Regions from separate parts of the Homo sapiens genome. Here regions 1 and 3 are each linked to region 2. A link is an interaction called in ENCODE POLR2A ChIA-PET data of the cell type or tissue named here. Cell type or tissue: K562. All regions are shown on one strand.

Evidence for each region. Peaks named below come from ENCODE experiments on the same cell type or tissue, not always from the same donor. Only the 100,000 strongest peaks of a DNase experiment are listed, where the experiment ranks them.
Region 1: POLR2A ChIA-PET joins it to region 2 with 7 read pairs; 5 of 35 experiments call an interaction of 5 or more read pairs at or near these places.
Region 3: POLR2A ChIA-PET joins it to region 2 with 5 read pairs; 4 of 35 experiments call an interaction of 5 or more read pairs at or near these places.

Annotation. Positions count from the first base shown.
Region 1 is chr2:24,586,811-24,590,810 of GRCh38, forward strand. All of the region lies in intron 3 of NCOA1 (nuclear receptor coactivator 1), which reads left to right. Among named protein-coding and RNA genes, the nearest start is that of NCOA1, 98 kb to the left of the region's middle. In K562, no CTCF peak of the experiment used is centred here; a DNase peak (open chromatin) is centred at 1,641.
Region 2 is chr2:24,795,881-24,799,880 of GRCh38, forward strand. CENPO (centromere protein O) reads left to right here. Exons shown (of 8, transcript NM_001322101.2): 3 at 3,795-3,964. Among named protein-coding and RNA genes, the nearest start is that of CENPO, 4.5 kb to the left of the region's middle. In K562, no CTCF peak of the experiment used is centred here; a DNase peak (open chromatin) is centred at 1,921.
Region 3 is chr2:24,901,012-24,905,011 of GRCh38, forward strand. All of the region lies in intron 2 of ADCY3 (adenylate cyclase 3), which reads right to left. Among named protein-coding and RNA genes, the nearest start is that of ADCY3, 17 kb to the right of the region's middle. RefSeq lists enhancers at 2,253-2,754, 2,755-3,254. In K562, no CTCF peak of the experiment used is centred here; no DNase peak of the experiment used is centred here.

The sequences.
Region 1 (4,000 bases), 210 kb before region 2:
TGTCCTCTCAGAGACTTTCCTTATGCTGTCTGGCTCCCAGGAGCCTCTTTTCCTAGTCCTTTCACTAGTGGCAGGGGTTATTCTTTCTCTTAGAGTCTTAGTGTCACCCTCCCCCACTGTTTTGCCCCAGAGAAATACATAGTGAAGATTCTTCCCATATTCTTCCTACTACCCTGGACCCTTTCCCGTTTCTCAGGACAGAAGGACAGGTTTCTCTTAGGCTTTCAGATGTGCTGCCTCAGTAGTGCAGCTTCATAACAGACTGGCTTTGAGGCAGAGTCAGCAGAGAAGAAAAAAAAAAAAAAGAAACTGGGAACTCCCCTCGTACTGCTCCAAACCACACACTGTAGCCCACAGATGCTTGTTTTACACCCACTAGAAAGAGGGGGTTTCTCCTGGAGTTTTGCCATGTGTGTCTGCTGCCTAATTCTGGGACTCTGCCCACCCTCAGGTCAAAGTGGTAGATAAAGGAAGGATTAAAAAAAAATAGTAAACTCACCTTCATATTGGTTATTCTTCATATTTTGACTTTCTTCTCCAACGCACCTGACATTGTTATTTTTCAGTTTTCAAGAGGTTGCTTTTAGTATTCTGCCCAGAGTTTTTAGTTGTAATTAGTGAGGGAGATAGGCTGTAAAGGGCTTATTCCATCTTGACATTCACTGAAAGTCACATTATTTCATTTTAAAAATAATTTTTGTTTTGATTTTCCCAAAATTCTTCTTGTTCCTTGACTATTATAAGAACAGATTTTTGTTGTTGTTGTTCTGTGCATATACTGGCCTCTTGTATCTCTCTCAAGATACCAATAAAGTTAGGAACATTTTATTTATTTTTGTTGCCTTACTGTATTTTCTTTGGGTCATTGTGTCTCTACTTCTACACTTTATTGCCTCTCTTGGTTTTTATTAAGTGGCCAGTGATTGTTAGCTTTCTTCTTTACAGTATTTTCAAGTAAAGGTCACAATCAGTGGTTGTCTTACTTGAATGTATATACCCATTGCTTGGCGGCCCAGGTAAAATGTAGATTCCTGGTCCCATGGACAAAAATCTGATTCAGTAAGTCTAGAGTAGGGCACATAAACACCTTAAATTCTTTTGATGCTGATAGTTGAATGATAGCCCTTGAAATCTTGGAAACTGGTGTAATTCTGTACAGCTCATTATTCCCCTTTACAAAATACTGTCTTACCCACTGAGCATCATGGCTGACCATGGGACTCTGCAGTTGGCTTCCCGCTTGCTGTGGTGAGTGAGAGGTGGGCTTTCCCTCCCCTCCCCTCCCCTCTTTGGAGACAGGATCTCATTCTGTCACCCAGACTGGAGCACAGTAGTGTGATCATGGCTCACTGCATCCTTGACCACCCAAGATCTAGGAAACTTTCCACCTCAGCCTCCCGAGTAGCTGGGACTACAGGTGCTCGCCACCATACCCATTAATTTTTCTGTTTTTGTAGAGGTGGAGTCTCTGTATGTTGCCTAGGCTGGTGTGGAACTCCCAGCCTCAAGCAATCCTCCCACTTCAGTCTCATTGGGATTACAACCGTGAGCTACTGTTCCTGGACTCATTTTTCTTATCATGCACTTGCAGAGACAAGGCTAATAGCGGGGCCCTGTCCCTCGGTTTCTGCTGTTGGAAAGGAATTTTTCTGCAGGGAGAGTTCTGATTAGTTCTGAGTTGCCTTCCTTTTTCCCCCCTCTCCGTTGAGATTGTCTTTAGCCTGCTATTATCTCCATTTCAAAGTTCACACTATAAGCCCTCAGACAAAGACTTTAGACTCATGATAAATGCTGTGGCTGACACTTACTTGTCTTTAGAGTTGTACTGGCCATCATTGGTGTTTTTTCACTCAGTCGTTTTGTGGCCTGCCCACACCCCCAGGCCCTTCTGACCTCAGGTCTTTAGTAGGAGAAGAGGTAGATGAATGGGCTCACTCTGCCATCTTAATTGAATGTCCACTGTTAATCTTAAGGTGATATTGGTTTCTAATGTGCAAGGTATTTCTGTTGAATTCTCAGATATAATAATCATCATGAAATCTGTAGTAGGATCACACCTTATGTATACTCAGGTGTGCAAAGAAAATATAGCTTCTTTATTTTTCTTATCTCTTCCTTTTGATGAACCCTGGTCACTGGATGGCCGGAAGAAGAGTACCAGACTTACTCCCATCTGGTAAACTGGGTCTTATCCAATAATTTAAATAGTTGTGTTTGGATATTTCAGCTTCTGGATACTACTCATTCAAATATTATCTCTTTCCTCAGACGTGCCCACAACAGAATCTAGACTTATGGGTTGGCTTGTGTGACCTTGTAGTGGTGGAAGCACACCAAGACCCTCAATCTATCTACTGTCTTTTCTGGTTTCTTACTGGTCTCTCCCTGGAATTGTGGCCACCGAGGTACTACCAGAACTATCGTTTGAGGTACTACCAGAACTGTCTGAGACCTGTTCTTTTTGCTCCTAGAATGCATTGTCCATCTTTCCTGGTGTCACAGATAGCCTGAAGTCTGGCTTGGCCCCCTGAGCCTGGTATTCTCTCTTCCAGGCCTCTTGCTATGGAATTACTTTATCCCTCTGGCAAAGTCGTCAATCTGTATCTTAAGTTACCTTTCCCGTACTACTTTAGAGCACACAGAAGTTTCCTAAGGTACATTTCCTAAATGTACCTTCTTCCATGGCACATGAGAAATAAGGGAGATGCCAGAGCTGATCTCACATTCCTTCTCAATCTTCCTGTGTTTCTGTGCATATATTTTGGAGTGGCTATCTCCAGCTTCTGTTGAGTAGGCATAGGGAGAGGAAAGAGGTTGGTGGTGTGTGTGTGTGTGTGTGTGTGTGTGTGTGTGTATGAAAGTGTGTGTGTGTTTGTGCGCACACGCGCCACGTGTCAGGGAAGTTCCTGGAAGGCAGTCATTTTGTACAGTCTTAGTGGGAAGTGAAGCTGACTGTTCTAGCTCCCAGATTTCCTTACTCCATCAGACATTCTTTTCTTCTGCCCCATCTGCCTGAAAGATGATGATGGGAGTATTGGTCACTTGCATCTTCTGTCTCTGTCTCACCTTTTAATCCCACAATCCTTCATCCAGAATCAGGAGTTTGGGGCTATAATTCATATTTTTTCTAATTTATATCATCTTTCTACCCTAATTGACAGGCCCCATGTTCTGACTGTCATGAGCAGAAGGGATATCTGCTCTGTACTGTGGAAGAAACTATAATCCTACTCTTTTCAATCTTGGCCAGAAAATATTAGTGTCTAACAAATTCCTTCTTTGGGAAAACCAGACTTTCAAAAACTTTTATCTTAGTGTAAAATTCTTTCTTTAATTCATAAGGTAAATATTAACTATTTCTTTCTCTTTTCATTTTTAAACTTTACCAAATATATGGATGCTACTCATAGAATAGGAGGGAAGTCAGTGGAAGGAAAAGCAAATGAGAAAAGCATGTCAGTATCTTTTCATAATCATGAGAGCATATCTACTCTCAGTACTCCCGTTTCTCAAGACTTCCTTGGCTTTTCTTACATTTACTTTTTTAATTGTAGTAGAGACTCTTACAAGATTATGCTTCTAAAACATATTATAGTTATTTGATTTGTATTAAGCTTATAACTTTGATATTTTTAATTATAGTTTTCTCAAATAGGAAAATAGTGTGTCTCTATTTTTTCAAATCTTCTCAAAATATTTATCAATAAGGTTTTATAAAATTTTGAAATGTGGATTTAATAAATATGTCTCACATTCTTTTTAGGAAATTTTTTTTCTTTTTAGTTTTTAAGAGTAAAATCCAGGTTGCAACTCAGTTTCTTCTGCCTTGTAGCTCTTCCCTGTGTGGACCCATGGCACTTTGTTTATTTGTCTTTTGTAGAATTCCTCATATTTGTGTTTACCAAACTGTAGTCAGCTCAATGCAGGGAATCAGACATTGCTTGTCTTTATTTGCCCTAGTGCCCAACAAATTCCTGCTCATGATAGGCATGGGGAAATC
Region 2 (4,000 bases):
AAATAGAGATTGGTGAATAAAGCAGTTAATCACGTGCTAATTATTAGGACTAATTTATTTAATTAGAATTTTGGTTTCTCACGATTATTATTGCGGTAATGTGGGTTTTTCTGTGGACATGAGCCAAGTGAATGTAATCTCCAAGAGTGTCATGCCTGGTTGTCCGTGTTTCGGTAAACATTTCCGGAGTGTTGGCCGGGCGCGGTGGCTCACACCTGTAATCCCAGCACTTTGGGAGGCCAAAGCGGGTGGATCACAAGGTCAGGAGTTCAAGACCAGTCTGGCTAACATAGTGAAACCCCATCTCTACTAAAAATACAAAAATTAGCCGGGCATCGTGGTGCATGCCTGTAGTCCCAGCTAATTGGGAGGCTGAAGCAGGAGAATTGCTTGAACCTGGGAGGTAGAGGTTGCAGTGAGCTGAGATCGCGCCACTGCACTCCAGCTTGGGCAACAGAGTGAGATTTCGTCTCAGAAAAAAATAACCATTTCCGGAGTGTTTACCATGTGTAAACACTTTGTGCTAGGGTTAAGGGATCCATGGGTGAACACAAATGCACACGGTCCCTGATTTTGGAACTTTAAGGTTCAGTGGAAAAGATAAGCAAATCAAATAATCACACTAATGAATATACAATTAAAACTATAGTGGCCGGGTGCGGTGGCTCACGCCTGTAATCCTAGCACTTTGGGAAGCCGAGGTGGGAGGATCGCTTGAGCTTAGGAGTTTGAGACCAGCCTGGGAAACATAGTGAGACCCCATCTCTTTATTTAAAAAACAAAAACAAAAAAACTATAGTATTGTCTCAGAAGGATCTTTGAGAGCTTATGAGCTGGCACCTGACCTTGTTCTGAAGGTGCTACAAAGGTTTCCCTGAGGAAATGCTGCTTGCATTGAGTGCTAACGAGCTAGAGTAGCTGCAGGTGAAGGTGGATAAGGGGCGGCTGTGGAAGAGCCTTTGGTGTGTGTGTTGGGGGTGGGGGGATCAGGTCAGTAAAGACGCTGGGCGGGTTTGAGAGCCTGAGAGGAGGCCTGTGTGGAAATGCCTAGAGAAGGAGCAGCATGATACTGATGAGGGTAAGAGAGATCCAGAGGCCAGTAGGCCTCGTAGGCAGTGTGAAGTCATCGAAAGGCTTTAGCCAGCTGGATGACACGATCCAGTTTAGATTTTGAAATATGGCTTCAGTGTATGGGCCACCTAGGAAACTTGTAATAGGCCAGAAATGGTAGTAGCTTGAACTACAATGGTGGCATTGCAGATGGGGAAAATGGAAATATTTTAGAGATACTAGGAATGTATATTCAATAGGATCTGGTAATGGATTGGGACTGGGTCAGGGAGAAGGTGTGAGGAAGAAAGTACTGGTTTACACAGCTATAGATGGATAATGGTTCCAGTCATGGAGGGGTTTAGAAGGGGAGATGATGAATTCAGTCTTGGACATGTTGATTGTCAGGTTCCTGTAAGTCTTCCAAGTAGATACACTGAGAAGGCAGGTGGATATTCTGCTTTCTCAAGAAGCAGGAGAGAGGTATAAGCTAGAGATACATATTTGTGTGGCATCGACATGTATGGCCATTAAGGCTGTGGGTACTGATGAGATTTCTTCTGGAAAGAAGAGGTCTTAGGACTGAGCTCTGGAAAATTTCAGCATTTAATGGTCAAGGAGGAGAGTAGGAGCCTTCAAAGCAGAAAGTGGGGTCAGAGAGGTAAAATGTAAGTGTCACAAAAACAGGTTGTCTGTTGTTCATCACTATGTTCCCAGTGCCTGAAATAGTACTTGGCACAAAATAGATGCTTAATAAACATCTGTTGAACAAGGCATACCAACAGGCCGCTATGCTAAGATTCAGAGGAAAAGAGGGTTTCGTGAAGGTGGTGATCAGTAGGAGCATATAGTGCTGGGAGGTGAGATAAGGGAGCTTGAAAAATGTCCTTTGGGTTCAGCAACATGGATATCACTGTTGATCTTAGAGTGGTTTTGTAAAATAATGGGAACAGAAGTGAGTTTCAAGTGGGTTGAGGTATGAGTCACAGGCAAGAAAATGGAGAAAGTGAGTACAAGTTGAGCACTGAAGATCCAAAATCTGAAATACTCCAAAATCTGAAGCTTTTTGAGCACTGACATGATGGTCAAAGGAAATGCTTATTTCCAGTTTTGGATTTTCAGATATGGGATGTTCAGCCAGTAAGTGTAATGCAAATACTCCCAATTCCGAAATCTGAAACACCTCTAGTCCCAAAACGTTCGGATACTCAACTTGCATGGACAACTCTTTTAAGTAGTTTTCCTGGAAAGGAAAGGGGAGAAAAGGGAGATAGTAGCTGAAGGGGATTTGTGGGCAAGAATAGGCCTGTGAGTGTATGAAATTGTGTGTGTGTGTATGTGTGTGTATATATATATATATATATGAGTGTGTGTTTGAAGACAGTTGAGACTTGAGCGTGTGTGGAAGGGAAATGAACACAGCAGAGAAAAGGGTAACTGATCATTTAGGGTTTCTGAGAAAGCAAGGGGATAGGCCTCAATGAGTAAAATAGGATAATTCTGCATATAGTGCGTGTCTGTTTCTATTTGATCTCACACAAATTTTTTTTTTTTGAGACGGAGTCTGTCACCTAGGCTGGAGTGCAGTGGCACGATCTTGGCTCACTGCAAGCTCCGCCTCCTGGGTTCACGCCATTCTTCTGCCTCAGCCTCCTGAGTAGCTGGGACTACAGGTGCCCGCCACCACACCCGGCTAATTTTTTGTGTTTTTGGTAGAGACGGGGTTTCACTGTGTTAGCCAGGATGGTCTTGATGTCCCGACCTCGTGATCCACCCGCCTCGGCCTCCCAAAGTGCTGGGATTACAGGCGTGAGCCACCGTACCCGGCCCGATCTCACATACTTTTTTTTAATGGTTTTATTAGCCATAAAAACCATAAGAGGTTTCTAGTCTTAATTGGATAGGTGAATGAGATAAGTTTTTGGATTCCGTCCCAAGGCAAGGAGAGAAGATTAAGGTTTTCATATATGTTCATCCATATGAACCCTACAAAATAGATGCTGGGTGTACTTAAGAAGCTCGATTAAATAAAGTCTGGGGCTTCCTTTTTTTTTTTTTTTTTTTTTTTTTTTGGAGACAGTCTTGCTCTGTCCCCCAGGCTGGAGTGCAATGGCACTCCAATGGAGTGCAGTGATCTTGGCTCACTGCAACCTCCGCCTCCTGGATTCAAACAATTCTGCCTCAGCCTCCCGAGTAGCTGGGATTACAGGCATGCGCCACCATGCCCGGCTAATTTTTTGTATTTTTAGTAAAGATGGGGTTTTGCCATGTTGGCCAGGCTGGTCTCGAACTCCTGACCTCAGGTGATCCACCCGCCTTGGCCCCCCAGAGTGCTAAGATTACAAGTGTGAGCCACCGCCCTCGGCTGTGAGAGGGCTTCTCTCCGGCCTGTGGTAAAGCTAGAGAATCATCCTTTACACACTAGAGATGTGGATTTGCGATAAACTGCAGACCTAGATAAGACACTGCTGCCTAATCAGCGTGTGATAGTTCATATCCTCTCTCGGGCTGTCTTTGAGGAGGATCCTGTTTTACATCACTCTCCAACCTAGGAGGTTGATGATCTTTGATTTCAATTGTTAGCTCCCCTGGTTTTATAAATTGACAGATATCTAACAATTCAGCTGGCCACAAAGTTCTGGTAAAAAAAAAAAAAGAGTCACCTGTTCTTCCCTGAGATGCTTCCTGTTGCCACAGTGAGAAATCCTCAGCTTCTTGTAAAATTCTCCTTTTACTCTCCTTAGGTGTTTTAGCTCACTTGGAAAGGCTAGAGACCCAAGTGAGCAGATCCCGTAAACAGTCTGAAGAGCTGCAGAGCGTGCAGGCCCAGGAAGGTGCTCTTGGAACCAAGATTCATAAACTAAGGCGTCTGCGAGATGAGCTGAGGGCTGTGGTGCGGCACCGGCGAGCCAGCGTGAGTAGAAGGGTGGTATCAGCAGTTCCTTTAGAG
Region 3 (4,000 bases), 110 kb after region 2:
CCGAGATCATGCCATTGCACTCCAGCCTGGGCGACAACAGTGAGACTCCGTCTCAAAAAAAAGGAAAATGAAAGAACCAGGAATGGAAGCAGCGAGGAGGGAGCAGGTCAGAGCCGAGCAGGAAGGGGCAGGGGCACAGGATAGCGCTGGAGTCCCCAGAGCCGAGACACTGGATCCACCAAGATAGTCCAGTCCCTCCAGAAATCAACTGACGTTACACGTGCCGCAGGCAAGCTCCTCTCTAGGAAGGCCATGCATTTATTTCTGCTCCAACTTTCGGAGTATTTTCCAAGAATCACTTATGTTTAGTCCCAAACCTGTTTATGCCAGTTGTTTTTGGTATTATATTTACATAACTTAATTAAATATAACCTACACAGATAAAATATGGATGTGAAAGAAAGCGCGTTGTTTCTAAAAAAAGTAAAGTGAGTATTTTGAACATTTTTGACAAATATAAGTAGCTAGAAGAAATTGCTGTTGAATTCAAGGTAGGCAAGACAGTAACAATTTGGCCAAAAAGAAAGAACAGTAATAAAAATGTAGGGGGATTCTGTACCCAGGTTCCTTCCAAGTGACTTTTAATTCTTACTCCACTTTAAGGAAACTGGAAATGACACACAACACATCCCAGCTGCAAAAGAAGGCCATAGGAGGGGGTGGTGGCTAACACCGGTGGTCCTAGCTACTCAGGAGGTCAAGGTGGGAGGATCACTTGAACCCAGGAGCTCAAGCCCAACCTGGGCAACATAGCAAGACCTCATCTTTAAAAAAAAAAAAAAGAAGAAGGAAAAAGAAAAAGGCCACAAGGAATACCAAACAGAGTACCTATATAAAAAGGAAAGAACTTTCCCTTCAACAAAAGATTGGCAAATGACTGTATAGCTAAATGTTTTCAATTAAAACAAACTATTTAAAATACATATAAATGTATATATGTATGCACAATTTTTGTGATTCCTGTATTTTACTGACTTTTTATAAAACCTACTGAATTTTAGTAGATGGCACACATTTTAACTCTGTGTGTGTGTGTGTGTGTGTGTGTGTGTGTGTGTGTGTGTATTTGGTTTTTTTTTTTTTTTTTGAGACAGGGTCTCACTCTGTTACCCAGGTTGGAGTGCAGTGTTGTGATCATGGCTCACTGCAGCCTCAACCTCCTGGGCTCAAGCGATCCTCCTGCCTCAGTCTCCCTAGTGTCTGGGACCACAAGTGTGTGCCACCACGCCTGGCTAATTTTTTAATTCTGTGTAAAGATGAGGTCTCACTATTTTGCCCAGTCTAGTCTCGAATTCCTGGGCTCAAGCGATCCTCCCACTTTGGCCTCCCAAAGTGTTGAGATTATAGACGTGAGCCACCTTGCCCAGCCTTAGGTGTATATTTTGATGAATATGGACAAATATGTACAGCTGTGTGACTACTTCTCCAAGCAAGATACGAAAGACTGCCATCATCCCAACATGTGCCATGGTGCCCCATCCAAGTCAACTTCTCTCCCAGCCCCGTGGAGTGTCTGTTAAGGTACCATAGCTCTTACCACACCATAGTTGGCCCTTGAACAACAGGGTTTGAACCGCACAGGTCCACTTGCAGATTTTCTTTCACCTCGGCAACCCCTGAGACAGCAAAACCAACCCCTTCTCTTTCTCCTCCTCCTCAGCTACTCAACGTGAAGATGCAGATGAAGACCTTTTGATGATCCACCTCCACTTAATGAATAGTCAATATATTTTCCTGGCCAGGCGCAGTGGCTCGTGCCTGTAATCCCAGCACTTTGGGAGGCCGCGGTGGGTGGATCACCTGAGGGCAGGAGTTCGAGACCAGCCTGGCCAGCATGGTGAAACCCCGTCTCTACTAAAAACACAAAAAATTAGCCGAGTGTTGTGGCACATATTTGTGGTCCCAGGTACTTGGGAGACTGAGGCAGGAGGATCACTTGAGCCCAAGAGGTTGAGGCTGCAGTGAGCCGTGATCACACCATAAAAATTAGCTTGGTGTGGTGGCGGGCGCCTATAGTCCCAGCCACTCAGGAGGCTGAGGCAGGAGAATCACTTGAACCCGGGAGGCGAAGATTGCAGTGAGCCAAGATCGCGCCACTGCACTCTAGCCTGGGTGACACAGAGAGAGACTCTATCTCCAAAAAAAAAAAAAAAAAAAGTTATACATGGATGTTGACTGTGTGGGGGGCAGCACCCCTAACGCCTGTGTGGTTCAAGGGTCAACTGTATGCTGAAGCCATCTTTTGACCGTCTGTGCTCTCCACCATCTATCTTTTGTTGTTATTCCCCTTTTTCATGTACAGTACAATTCCCTTTTTTGGTGTACAGTTCTATGTTCTGACACACAGTCATGTAACCACTTCCACAACCGTCTGTCTCGATCTCCTCAGAGAAGACGACTTCTGACTTGCATTTGGATCTGGAAGTCTTGGCCCTGAGACCAGCCGGGTCTGCGCTTCCCGGGGGGAGCCTGGGCGCCTTCTTCACCCTCTGTTCCTCCTCCACTTTCTTTTCTATAAAATGCCAGTGACAAGAATATCCACCTCACAGAGTGGGTGTGAGGACTAAGTGACATAATGAGATAAAAAGCGCTTCAATGATCCATGCAAATGTTATTTGTAACTAGTCCTCAGAGAGTCATCAGACCCATTAGGCCATCGTGAAGGGAAGTGGGTGAGGGGCGGGGAGGAATGGGAGCAGGGGTAGGAGGGTGCGGGGGCACCATGGCAGGGCTCCAGCACGGCTCGCCAGCTGAACAGGGAGCGCCATGATCCCTTTCTTCCCTAAATGCAACTCGAAGCCTCAGGTGTTGTGCGTCACTAACCCTGCCGAGGACGAAGATTCTAAAGCTCAGGGGAACAAAGTGAGGCCATCTAGGGCCACAGGGACATCCTAACCCCAGGTTCTCCATATGAAAGGAACCGAGCTCCATGCAGCTCACATGATCTGACCTAATGAAAGGACATACCTGGCTTCCTCCACTACAGCCATGCCAGCAGCCTTCTTCACCATGTCTCCCACCCACAACCAACTCTTCACGCATTCCTCCCAAAGACGGAGCATAAAGAGAAAAGACATTAAGTGAAAGGCCATTGCCAAAATGCAAAAAGGAAGGAAGGAAGGAGACAGAGAGAGAGAGAAAGAAAGAAAGAAAAAGAGAGAGAGAGAGAAAGAAAGAGAGAGAAAGAAAAGAGGCAGAGAGAAATTTGGATCAAAAGTACACTATTCCACTATTCTAGCCGGGTGTGGTGGCTCACGCCTGTAATCCCAACACTTTGGAAGGCCCAAATGGGCAGAGAACTTGAGATCAGGAGTTTGAGGCCAGCCTGACCAACATGGCGAAACCCCATCTCTACTAAAAATACAAAAATTTGCCAGGTGTGGTGGCACATGCCTGTAGTCCATACTACTGAGGCAGGAGAATCACTTGAACCCGGGAGGCAGAGGCTGCAGTGAGCCGAGATCGTGCCCCTGCACTCCAGCCTGAGCGACAGAGTGAAATTCCATCTCAAAAAAAAAGAAAAGAAAAGAAAAAAGTACATGATTCTTTGTCTCTGTGGAGAACTTCATGTGGAAAGCATATTCTCTCCGACATTTAGAAGGCAACCAAAAAAAACGGTGACCCAGCTTGTAAGTTTCTTCTCTCTTTTTTTAAGACAGCATCTCTGTCGCCCAGGCTGGAATGCAGTGGCACAATCTCGGCTCATTGCAACCTCTGCCTCCTGGGTTCAAGCAATTCTCCTGCCTCAGCCTCCCTAGTAGCTGGGATTACAGGCATGCACCACCACGTCCAGCTAATTTTGTATTTTTAGTAGAGACAGGGTTGCACCATGTTGACCAGGCTGGTCTTGAACTCCTGACCTCAGGTGATCTGCCTGCCTCAGCCTCCCAAAGTGTTAGGATTACAGATGTGAGCCAATGCGACTGGTCAGTTTCTTCTATTTTGCCTCCTATGCGCCATTCCTCTATTGTGTTGTTTTTGCTTTTTCCCTGATTATTAG